Regions from separate parts of the Homo sapiens genome. Here region 2 is linked to region 1. Evidence: chromatin contacts called from ENCODE Hi-C or POLR2A ChIA-PET data. All regions are on one chromosome and are shown on one strand. The core of a region is the stretch at or near the end of the contact, and the rest is flanking DNA. Distances in the headings are between cores, read along the strand shown. Region 1 holds the start of FUZ (fuzzy planar cell polarity protein). Region 2 overlaps VRK3 (VRK serine/threonine kinase 3).

Region 1 (5,480 bases), core at 2,922-5,421:
AGCCGAACACCAAACCAAGTGCGGGTTGCTAAGCAACACCTGAGCGTTGTTTTCTGGGAGAGGAGCCAGAAACTGGCTTAGAACGTAAATACATTCCAGGTGGATTAAAAATGTAAGTGCAACAAATGAAACCCGAAAACTATCTGAAGGGAAAAAATCTTAATGACTGCCATGGAGTTTCTTAGCACTACAGCAAAGTTAGAAAACGTAGTCTTCATTAATTTTTCCCAAAAGACTGTATAAACCAAGTTGAAAAATATACGGCCAACTGGGAAAATCTTTCTAGCGTGTTTGTTGACAGAAATGTACTACGCAAATAAATCTTACTGATGAATAACAATATAGAAAAATAGAAACACTTCATTACTATTATCTTTTAATTTTAATTTTTATTTTTTGAGGCAGGGTCTCTTTCTGTTGTGCAGGTTGAAGTGCAGTGGCCCAATCTTGGCTCACGGCAGCCTCTACTCGCACTGGAGCCACTCTTCAGCCTGTGGAGCAGCTGGGACCACAGCCGCGCACTACCACTTCCAGCTAATTTTTAAATTTTTTGTAGAGATGGGGTCTCACTGTGTTGCTCTGGCGTGTCTCAAACTCCTCGGCTAAAGCGATCCCAGGTGTTAGCCATCGTGCCCTGCCACTTTATATTTGTTTTAATAGAAAGAAACCTGACCAGGGCCGGACGCCGTGGCTCACGCTTGTAATCCCAGCACTTTGGGAGGCCAAGGCGGGCAGATCACCCGAGGTAAGGGGTTCAAGACCAGCCTGGCCAACATGGTGAAACTCCTTCTAACTACTAAAAATAAAAAAATTAGCCGTCCTGGTGGGCGTCTGTAATCCCAGCTACTTGGGAGGCTGAGTCAGGAGATTCTCCTGAACCCGGGAGGCGGAGGTTGCAGTCAACTGAGATTGTGCCACTGCATTCCAGCCTGGGCGGCAGAGTTAGACTCCGTCTCAAAAAAAATAAAAATAAATAAATAAAAAGAAACCTGACTAGTTTCACACAAACACACACACAAAATTTTGAATGGCCAGTAAATATTTTAAAACATAATCTTCGGCCGGGCGAGATGGCTCATGCCTGTAATTCCAGCACTTTGGGAGGTAGAGGCGGGCGCATCACGAGGTCAGTATCACTGGGCGTCGTGGTGCCCACCTGTAATCCCAGCAACTCGAGAGGCTGAGGCAAGGAGAATCGCTTGAACCCGGGAGGCAGAGGTTGCAGTGAGCCGAGATCACGCCACTGCACTCCAGCCTGGGCGACAGAGCGAGACTGTCTCAAAAAAAAAACAAAAAAAACAAAAAAAACAGGCCGGGCGCAGTGGCTCATGCTTGCAATCCCAGCACTTTGGGAGGCCAAGGCGGGCAGATCACGAGGTCAGGAGATCGAGACCATCCTTGCTAACACGGTGAAACCCCGTCTCTACTGAAAATCCAAAAAAAAAAAAAAAAAAATTAGCGGGGCGTGGTGGCGGGCGCCTGTAGTCCCAGCTACTCCGGAGGCTGAGGCAGGAGAATGGCGTGAACCCGGAAGGCGGAGCTTGCAGTGAACAGAGATCGCGCCACTGCACTCCAGCCTGGGGGACGGAGCGAGGCGCTGTCTCAAAAAAAAAAAAGTAATAATAATAATAATAATCACCAATTGAAAAGTACTTACAGAAAGCCTAATGATAAAGGTTTTTACCTTTATCATTTAAAATTATTTTTTATTGGGTTTCTATTTTTCTTTTATCTTTTATTTTTATTTTTATTTTTTTTTATTTTATTATTTTTTTTTTGACAAAATCTCGCTCTGTCGCCCAGACTGGAGTGCAGTGGCGCAGTGTCGGCTCGCTGCAGCCTCTGCCTCCCTGGTTCCACCGATTCTCCTGCCTCTGCCTCCCCAGTAGCTGGGACTACAGGTGTGTGCCACCTCGCAGGCAAATTTTTGTATTTTTGTTAGAGACAGGGTTTTACCATGTTGGCCAGGCTGGTCTCAAACTCCTGACCTCAGGTGATCCACCCGTTTTGGCCTCCTAGAGTGCCCGGATTATAGGCAGTGAGCCTGCGGAAGCCCTTTTTTTTTTGAGACAGTCTCATTTGCTGAAGCTTTTTTTTTTTTTTTTTTTTTGAGATGGAGTTTTGTTCTTGTTGCCCAGGCTGCAGTGCAATGGCACAGTCTCGGCTCACGGCAGCCTCCACCTCCTGGGTTCAAGCGATTATCCTGCCTCAGCCTCCCGAGTAGCTGAGTTTACAGGCATGCGCCACCACGCCCAGCTAATTTTGTATTTTTAGTAGAGCCGGGGTTTCTCCATGTTGGTCAGGCTGGTCTCGAACTCCAGACCTCAGGTGACCCGCCCACCTTGGCCTCCCAAAGTGCTGGGATTACAGGCGTAAGCCGCCGCGCCTGGCCTGCTGAAGCCTTCAAATCCATACAATCATATGATTTTACTCCTGTGTGCTTGGCAGGCATCTTTCCAATTTTATGAACACTTTCTTACATTACTAGTATGCCATTGTTACCTGTAACAAAATTAACTTCTTAGTATCATCCAACAGTAAGTGTGTAATCAAACGTTCCAATTGTCTCAAAATGTGTTTTTACAGTTGGTTTATTTGTATCAGGATCCAAACAAAGACCACACACATATTTAGACATTATGTCTCAAGTTTCTTTTCATCTAGAGCAGCCCCCTCTTTTATGCCTGTGTAACTAACATTTTAATAAAGTTGTAAGGAAGATAAAAGTAATCCAGAGAAAGGAAAAAAAATATCAATAGGCAAGAAGGAAGATTAAAATGGTACCTAGGCCAGGCATGGTGGCTCCTGCCTGTAGTCCCAGCACTTTGAGAGGCTGAGGTGGGTGGATCATTTGAGCCAAAGAGTTTGAGACCAGCTTGGGCAACATGGCGACACCCTGTCTCCACAAAAACTACAAAAATTAGCTGGACGTGGTGGGGGCACACCTGTAATCCCAGCTACTCAGGAGGCTGAGGCAGGAGAATCGCTTGAATCCTGGAGGCGGAGGTTGCAGTTAGCCGAGATGGTTCCACTGCACTCCACCTTGGGCGACAGAACGAGACCCTGTCCCCTCTCCCAAAAAAAAAAAAAAGAGAAAAAGATGTACTTTAGGAAGTAGGAAAATTAAAAATTATGCTAGAAAGATGGGCTGATCTGCAAGAAGGAAGAGGAAGGGAAAAATGAATCATAAATACTTTTGTCATTACAAGTAAATGCTGCCTGTGTAAAATAATAAAAATATTCATAAGGGCATTTTAAAAAGTCAGTAAAATGCTGTCCCAGCACTAGTTGGCTAGTCTGGAGGAGTTCAACAACCTAATGTACATCAATACAGAATTGGTCAAATCAATTTGTCACATCCATAAAATAGATTATAAAAATACATTATTAAGATGAAATAGACATACTTTTTCATGGCAAAAAAGAAAGTGTGGAAATGTTAGTATATTGATCATCTTTGTGAAAACGTATGAATAGTCTACGTTAAACTGTATTTTAGGAAAAAAATTGGGGAAGGGATTTTTCACATTTTACATGGTATGCTATCATGTATAAATTCATTACAGAAATGATATTATTTTTATTATTCTGGAAAATAAAGGATTTCCTTGTTTTCTTTTTTCTAATAACAAAAACAACCTTTTTTTTAGTGGTTACTAGGCAACGATCGCTGGACTCAACCACCCTCGAAGGTTGTAGGGGAGATGGTGTTTTTCTCGATTTCGCCCCAAGGAGGGTGCTCGGACTTCGACGTGCCGCCATCTTTGAGCAGGGCACAGCTGTTTACAGCCTTGGAATGGATATCAGGCTGAATGGTGGTTGCTTGGCAACGCCCCGCCACGGTCGCCATCTTTGAGTAGGGCACATTGTTTACTACTATATACTGGAAACCTACAGGGAATGTGGTTGCTAGGCAATGCTTTGGGACCATCGCAATCTTTGATCCGGGCACAGCTGTTTTTTCCGTTTAGAATGTAAATCATCAAAGCCTACAGGATGGTGGCTAGGCAACGCCTTGGCGCAGTCATCATCTTCAATCCGGCTTCTTGGTTCTCTTTACCTCCTCGGAGAAACTAGAAAGCTTTGCAAATTCAATTTGCCGCCATCTTTGTTAGGGGTACCGTGACTTCCGGCTAGGGCGGAAGAGAACCTAATGGGTTTGGGGGAGGTGCCTGAATAGGGTTTGAGGGTCTGTTTGAGTTGGGTGAAGAAGGCGGGAAGTTAATCCTCTTCCAATCAGCTCCCCATCTCGCCCTCTGGCGGCTCCGGACCACAGGCCGAGTTACTCTGATTACCGCCATGCTCCAAGACCCGCACTGACAGTCCCCACGTGAGGGACCGCGGTGGGAGTCCTAAATGGGGGAGGAGGGGACGGGCGGCACTGTGCATCTGCTGTGCCTCGCGGCCTCCAGCGGGGTCCCCCTATTCTGCAGGAGCAGTCGCGGCGGCGCCCCCGCCCGTCAGCAGGTGGGGCCTTGGACGCCTGTATCTAAACCGAAGGGGGTTCGGTGTTTTGACTCTGGGTCTTCAAGGCAGTAGGGGCTGGGGAAGTTTCAGTGTTGAATTTGTAGGACCGAGGAGGCAATGGACCAATAAGCCTGGTTCCCCAAAGAGGCACTGCCAGGTCATATGGAAAGAGGATGGGGCTGGGAGCTGGCACACTTGGGTCCTAAGGGGGAAGGGGATGGGGGGGTGCTCTTGTCTGATGTCCCTAACCCCTCCTTAGCTCCCGTTCTCTGTCATCGGTTCCCTCAATGGAGTCCACATGTTTGGGCAGAATCTGGAGGTGCAGCTGAGCTCTGCGAGGACCGAGAACACGACTGTGGTGTGGAAAAGCTTCCATGACAGGTCCCCAGGAGGGAACGTGGGACAGGGACAGGGCCTGGGTGATAGTCCCTGTTGAAGATGACCCCGGAGGCCTTCCAGCTCTCTAAAAGCAGCTGTTAATTTGGCTATGGGATCTTTAGCAAGCCAGTTACCCTCTTTGATCCCTGATGTTCTCTATAAGAAAGGCAGGTTGGTCTGAGAGAGGATGTATCTGGTGTTCTAGGATCAATGGGCGGACTCCAACATACCCCTTCCTGATTCCCCAGGCCTTGACTCATTCTTCTCACTTCCATTCCACAGCATCACCCTCATTGTTCTGTCATCTGAGGTGGGCATCTCTGAGCTGAGGCTGGAGAGACTACTCCAAATGGTGTTTGGAGCCATGGTGAGACTCACCAGTCCTCTTTTCTCCCCAGACCAGGAATCTGAGATCTCAGCATCCTTTTCCCTCAGACCTAGGAGTGCAGACCACCAACACTTCCTTCCTCAGAACCCAGGAATCTTTTGTTTGTTTGTTTGTTTTGTTTTGAGACGGAGTCTCGCTCTGTTGCCCAGGCTGGAGTGCAGTGGCTTGATCTCGGCTCACTGCAACCTCTGCCTCCCAGGTTCAAGCGATTCTCGTGCCTCAGCTTCCCAAGTAGCTGGGATTACAG
Region 2 (6,845 bases), core at 2,968-5,467, 190 kb before region 1:
CAGGGCTTTGGTCTAACAAATTTTTTGGCCCTTTTCTATCTCAGGACTGAGTCCTTTTTCAGGATGTTTTTGGGTAAATGTCTAGAATGTCCTTTATTCCCTGGCAAACTTCTCCTCATCCAACAAGATCCAACTCTAACATCCCTTCCTCCAGGAAGCCTACCCTGACTTCTCCAGGCAGGATCTCTTTCTCTTTTGGGCCCTAATATCTGTCTGTACTGCCCTGTCTCAGACCCGCATCTGACTAGCTGTGTCTAGAGCAGACTTGCCCACCAAACTGGGCACTCCTGAGGGAAGGATGCAGGTCCGACTCCTATCTGGTGCCCCAACATCATCACACAAAGGCCTGACTCATAGAAGGTCCCAGGAAATGTTTGTTGAATGAACGAATTTGTAAAGGAACAGTATTTTGCGTGCTGTTTCACTCCCCATCTAACTTTTCTCTCCTGGATGGTGCTTTTACTTTATTCTTACATCCTCCTGCAGGCTCCGGGAGCAGACCCCCAACCCCCAAAAGCAGCCCTCAGAAGACCAGGAAGAGCCCTCAGGTGACCAGGGGTAGCCCTCAGAAGACCAGCTGTAGCCCTCAGAAGACCAGGCAGAGCCCTCAGACGCTGAAGCGGAGCCGAGTGACCACCTCACTTGAAGCTTTGCCCACAGGGACAGTGCTGACAGACAAGAGTGGGCGACAGTGGAAGCTGAAGTCCTTCCAGACCAGGGACAACCAGGGCATTCTCTATGAAGGTACACTCTGTCCATGGGCGGCCAGGGACTGGGTCGTCTCAGCACCAGGACAGTGGGAGGGGACCCCGTTCTGAGAATGGGAATGGAAGCCACATCCCTAGCTGCAGACCTGTCGCTAGGCAACTTTCTCTTAGACCTTGGACTCTATACCTACCCACCTGCAGGGCCGGGCAATAGTGGGAATGAGTGCAGCAGGCTGGAGTAAGGCAGTTGGGAGTGGCGGGGACTGCGGCCAGTTGGCATGTGCCCTGTGTGAAGTGTGCCCCTCCTCACCCCACCTGCTACCTGCTATTGTCACGTGGGAGTGCAGGCCCAGGGGCTGCATGTTAAGGATGGTTGTTCTGGCCAGTGTGCAGAGAGAGGATGGATCCCCACGTAAAATTTGGTTCAAACATCGAGACTGATGATGTCACACACACACCAAGAGGATGTGAGAGGTTTATTGCTTACATAATAGGGGTCTCTGTGGAGAGCAGGCAGGCCTCCCACACAGATCTGAGATGCCTTGAGAGTGAGGAAAGGAGACTGGTCAGGTGTTTCATCGTGCTTGGGGGTGGGGCTGGGCTCAGGGTTTCTGCACAGGGGCCAACACCATGCATGGTTTGAGTCTCGTGGATGCACACCCCAAAGGAGGGAGCACCCAAGCTTGCTCATCCGCTCACCCAGGTGTGGGATGGAAGGGGAGGAGGGAGGCACAAGGCTGAAAAGCTCAGACTCTGTTACAATGAGGAAAATAATTATGGCAGTAGTATTAGTATTAACTGTAATAAATATTGAGTGCTTCTGCAAGGCCAGGCCTGTTCTAAGCACTTTACATGGGTTTTTCTTTTCCTTTCTTTTCTTTTTGGAACTTTTTAATTGAGATAAAACTCACATAAAAGTTATTCTTTTATTGGCCAGGCGCGGTGGCTCACGCCTGTAATCCCAGCACTTTGGGAGGCCGAGACAGGCGGATCACGAGGTCAGGAGATCGAGACCATCCTGGCTAACGCGGTGAAACCCTGTCTCTACTAAAAATACAAAAAATTAGCCGGGTGTGGTGGCTGGCACCTGTAGTCCCAGCTACTTGGGAGGCTGAGGCAGGAGAATGGCGTGAACCCGGGAGGCAGAGCTTGCAGTGAGCCGAGGTTGCACCACTGCACTCCATCCTGGGTGACAGAGCGAGACTCCGTCTCAAAAAAAAAAATTATTCAGTGAGACTCCATGTCAAACAAAAAGTTATTCTTTTATTATTATTATTTATTATTTTTTATTTTTTTGAGAGAGAGTCTTGCTCTGTCACCCAGGCTGGAGTGCAGTGGCACGATCTCGGCTTTTAACAACCTCCACCTCCTAGGTTCAAGCGATTCTCCTGCCTCAGCCTCTCAAGTAGCTGAGATTACAAGCGCATGCCACCACACCGGGCTAAATTTTTTTATTTTTTTATTTTTATTTTTTGTATTTTTAGTAGAGACAGGGTGTTACCATGTTGGCCAGGCTGGTCTCGAACAGCTGACCTCAAGTGATCCACCTACCTCAGCCTCCCAAAGTGCTGGGATTACAGGCATGAGCCACCACGAAAATTCATTCTTTTAAAGGGTGCAACTGAGTGGCCTTCAGGATATTCAGAGTGTTATGCAACCATCGTCACTATCTAATTCCAGGACGTTTCTGTCACCCCAAAAAGAAACCCAGTAGTTCTGAGCCATCACTCTGATTCTTCCCCCAGTCCACTGGCAGCCACTAACCGCCTTTCTCCCTCCGTGGATTTGCCCCTTCTGGGTGTTCACAGAAGTGGAGTCCTGCGCTGTGTGGCCTCTTGTGTCTGGCATCCCTCACCCAGCGGCGTGTGCTCAAGGTGCATCCATGCTGTGGCGCGTCACTGCCGCACTCCTTTTATGGCTGCGTGATATTCTGCTGTATGGGAACACCCCATGTGGCTTAGCCACTTAGCAGCTGATGGGCGTTTGGGTAGTTTCCGCTTTGGGCTGTTATGAGTAACGCTGCCATGAATATTTGCTTACAAGTTATTTGATGGGCAGAGGTTTGCTAAATTCTCACCGCAGCCTTAGGATGTCAGTACTATCCCTATCCCCATTTTATACATGAGGAACATGGATCCCAGAGATGTGAATTATTAGGCTCTGGGCTCCAGAATCTTCCAAGTTTTCCAGGAAAAGCTTGAAACCTAGATTTCAATAGGAAATCTTTGAATTGGAAGTGCCTGCTGGCCAGACAGGCACGTAGACAATTTTGAGCCTTCCGTTGGCCATCCCTGCCTTGAAGTCTGGGCAGGTGGGCAGGACAGCTGGTGTTTCAGACAGCCCCGAATCTGAGTCCTGACTTGGCTCCGACACACTGAGGGAGCCCCAGCAAACAGCCCAGGCACTCTGTGCCTTGATGTCCTCCACTGGAAAAGTGAGATGACGCCTTGTCCCCTGTCTCCTGGGGCTGTTGGCTCAAATGATGATAGGAGATGGAGGCCAAGCACTTGGAAAACTGTACAGGGTCCTTCCCAGGCAGAGGTAGGCAGTGTTAATAACAGAGGGACAGATAGGCAGGGCCAGGAAAGGTGAGGGAGAGGGGAAAGAGTGTGACCAAGACCAAGCAGGAGCAAGAGAAAGAGGGCCGTGGCTAACACCTAGGGAGCACTCACCTGTGCCAGCACTTTTATTTTTAAGAGATGGAGTCTCGCTCCATCACCCAGGCTGGAGTGCGGTTGTGCAATCACGGCTCACTGCAGCCTCAACCTCCCAGGCTCAAGTGATTCTCCCCCCTCAGCCTCCCGAGTAGCTTGGACTACAGGCAGGCGCCACCACGCCAGGCTAATTTTTTAATTTTTTTTAAATAGAGACAGTCTCACTGTGTTGCCCAGGCTGGTCCCAAACTCCTGGGCTCAAGCGATCCTCCCGCCTCAGCCTCCTAAAGTGCTGGGATTACAGGCAGGATCCCATGCCAGACACTTTGGGAACTCTCTGTGTCTTACCCATGTAATGCTGCCAGCCACACTGTGAGATAGGCACCCATATTACCCCATCCTGCAACTGGGGTACAGAGAGAGGAAGCTACTTGCCCAAGGGCACACAGCCTGGAAGTAGTAGAGCTGGGATTTGAACGCAGGCACTCTGGCTTCTCCCAAGAAAGGGAGAGAAAGGAGAAGGAGAGGGCAGGGAGAAAGAGCGAGAAGGGATCATGATGAGAAGGAATGAGGGGCCGAGGAGCACAGAGGGAGGAGAAAGGGAGAAGGATGAAAACCAACAGTAAGAAAGAGATTGAGGTGAGAGAGCAGGGTGGGGAGAGGGCAGGAGGGCGGGGAAGGAAGAGGGAGAAGGAGAGGAAAACACACAGAGCCAGGAGCTCCTGAGAGAAGAAACCACGCTTGACCTCCCCCAGAAACCCACAGTGGAAGCACAGGAGGAGCTACTCTGGGCCAATGTGGTTTTGGTTTTCCCTTATATGACTCAGGTTGTTTGATAAAAATAGCAAACCCCAGTGCCCAGCCTGTGTGAGTCATCCATTCCTTCAGCAGTCCCTTTATTTATTTATTTTTTAAAGTAGAGACGATCTCACTATGTTGGCCAGGCTGGTCTCAAACTCTTGGCCTCAAGCCATCCTCCTGCCTCTGCCTCCCAAAGTGTTGGGATTATAGGCGTGAGCACTGTGCCCGGTTGCTCAGTGGATCCTTAAGCAGCACCTACCATTTCATGTGTCTGGCCGCGGTGCCAGCACAGACAGTGCAGGGAGAGCGGGGCTGGTGAAGGCCCTGCTGATGCGGAGCTTGCATTTGGGGACACACCACCATTGGGTGACATCGCCCCAGAGCAAATCGCCCTTTTCTTCTGCCAGTTTGCACCAGTCAAGAAGAGATGGTGGAGTTGTATGTCCCGTAATTTAAAGCAATAACAGTAAAACAACAAGAACAAGCTGAATCGTTATGGTTATTCGAGCAGTGGACACTTTACCCCACTCTCTGCGCCATGCTCTAAGCATTTTATTAACTCTTGTGTCTCTGTCCAGTACTGAACTATAATGTCATATATCCCGGGCCTCGCTGAGCTATAGGGGAGAACCACCATCCGTCATCAGTCACATGAATCCGTGCGGCTGCTCACTGCGGTGCACTTGGGAGAGCTGCCCGTGAGCAGCAGCTCAGGGTCGGGCCCACGCTGCCCTCTGCAGCTTCTGCCTTTGCAGATGAAAGGTGGGGCTTGTGTTAGTTTCCTGTGGCCGCTGTAACAAGTTACCACAGTGAGTGGTTTAACACAGCACATGCTTATTCTCCTACAGCTCTGGAGGCCAGAAGTCCAAAATCACTGGGTACGAAGTTTAGGTGTTGGCTCTGCTGATTCCTTCTGGAGGCCGGAGGGGAGAAGTCAGTCAGGGTCCCCAGCAGGGCCTGGGGAGGTGGAAGGCATGGGGCACCCTGGAGCTCAGTGGTGGGCTGGGCTGCCTCTGCTTGCCGCTTGTCGCTTGACCTTTCGAATGACAGCATGACCCTGTGCCTCAGTTTCTTCATCTGCAGAGGGGAGATGGTAATGCTACTGCCCTCACAGGGCTGCAGTCAGGAGAGTGAAATGAGTAGAGTGATGCCGGGAAAACGGCCACTGCCGTATATGTGCTTTCTGGTGTTAGGGTCAGGATGGGTCCCAGAACAGTGCTCCTGCTCCAAGTTCAGGACCAGCTGACCTTTGGGAAGGGGAGGTGCTCACCTGCCTGCATGCCACGCCCTGGTCTTCATTTGGCACATGTAGAGACTTTCCATTTGTCAGGTTTCCGGCAAGCAGAAACCTGGATCTGCCACCCTAGATCACAGAGTCTAGAGCCCTGGGCTTGTGGCCTGTCTCTGCTGGGGCCCTTGGCCAAGCCCCTTTTCCCTTCTGGCCTCCCTTGGCTCCCTCTACAATGAAAATTGCCCAGCTAGCTTTCCAGGCTGTTGGCTGCAGGGCCAGTTAGAAAAGTGAAAGAGAAAAGCTTTTTATAATCTGCAAAGCAGATTATAAAATTGTATCAAATTGCCAGCTTTTCCTGCTTGCCTCTGAGTACCGGGCACGTACGCATTGTCATTAACCTCATGGTGCCTCTGAGAGACAGGCACTGTTACTATGCCTGGGTTCCAGAGCTGGGCGGATGCTTGGTCATGATGTCACAGCCTGCTCCAGCATGATCCCCCCAGTGCTCTCCCCACAGCTGGAAAGGATTTTTCTTTCCCCGAGATGCGGGTCCTGCATACGTCTCCCTCTCTTCCCCTGGGCTCAGAGCACCCTTGGCCTTGAACGTGTAGAGCTGGCTCCCAACCCTGTTCCAGCTGGAGCTTCTTGAGGGCAAGGATGGCTTCTGGGTGACTTTGTCACCCCCCATCCCTCAGCTCAGTGTCTTAGACGATACCAGCCTCGATGATGAAGGGAGAGTGGGAACGATGAGAACAGAGGAAGGAGGGACACCAGCGTGAGTCAGGTGTGCGGGCGACAAGAGCTCAACTCATGGGCTTTGGGATTAGCTAGACCCAGGTTGAGCCAGCTCTGCCACTCCCCGGCTGGGGAGCCCTGGTGTTATGGGGATATTTTAAGGCCACCACCTGTGGAGCAATCCTGATGTGCCAGGGTCCGTGCTGGGCTCTGGGCTGAGTGGGTTCACTGAGCAGTGTGCGTGAAGGGGGATGCAGACTCTTGCTGCACACATCGCTGGTGCTGCTCTTACTCCTGCCAGCCTGTTGAGTCCTTGCAGCCAGTCTCGGGGTAGGCCTTACTGCTCCCATCTTACAGACATGCAAATGGAGGCCCAAAGTCATACAGAGAGCAGATGGAGGAGCTGGGATTTGAACCCTGGGTCAGCCTGGCGTTTCTTGGCCTCTCTCCTCTTCTCATCTGTCAGATGGGACCATGCATGTGAAGCCCACACTTAGCACAGGGCCAGAGACGTGGTGAGGTCTGTAAATGAACAGTAAGGGCTACTGGAGCAGGCTCTGTCGGGGGACAAGCATGCAGGGTGCTTATGGGGAGCTGCCTCAGGGATCAGAACCCAAGGAGGGGGTAAGGAGCAGGAGGTGGGCTGCGATGCAGCCCAGTGATGGCCTCAGCCGACCCTGCAGGGCTCTGGAGCAAAAGTGGTCCTTCAGCGTGCGT

Evidence for each region. A loop is a pair of places that touch in the nucleus more often than their neighbours do. ChIA-PET counts read pairs that join two places held with the same protein, here RNA polymerase II (POLR2A). Pooled maps may share reads with other maps.
Region 2: a pooled map shows a loop between it and region 1 (2.9-fold over the local background). The contact joins the enhancer-like site here to the promoter of FUZ in region 1. A Hi-C loop is called at or near these places in 2 of 50 pooled maps. POLR2A ChIA-PET finds 5 or more read pairs at or near these places in 4 of 52 experiments (BJ, PC-9, activated CD4-positive, alpha-beta T cell and 1 more).

The regions. Positions count from the first base shown.
Region 1 is chr19:49,811,983-49,817,462 of GRCh38, reverse strand. It overlaps FUZ (fuzzy planar cell polarity protein), which reads left to right and starts at 4,171. Exons shown (of 11, transcript NM_025129.5): 1 at 4,171-4,467; 2 at 4,727-4,848; 3 at 5,128-5,212. The coding sequence starts at 4,357. RefSeq lists enhancers at 3,608-3,657, 3,868-4,107, 3,494-4,300.
Region 2 is chr19:50,001,468-50,008,312 of GRCh38, reverse strand. VRK3 (VRK serine/threonine kinase 3) reads left to right here. Exons shown (of 15, transcript NM_016440.4): 5 at 487-744. Among named protein-coding and RNA genes, the nearest start is that of VRK3, 20 kb to the left of the region's middle. RefSeq lists a silencer at 4,104-4,163. Within about 2 kb of position 4,217, at least 12 of the 41 ENCODE cell types and tissues checked have a DNase peak (open chromatin) inside an H3K27ac peak, as active enhancers do; they include PC-9, where a contact is called at or near this core.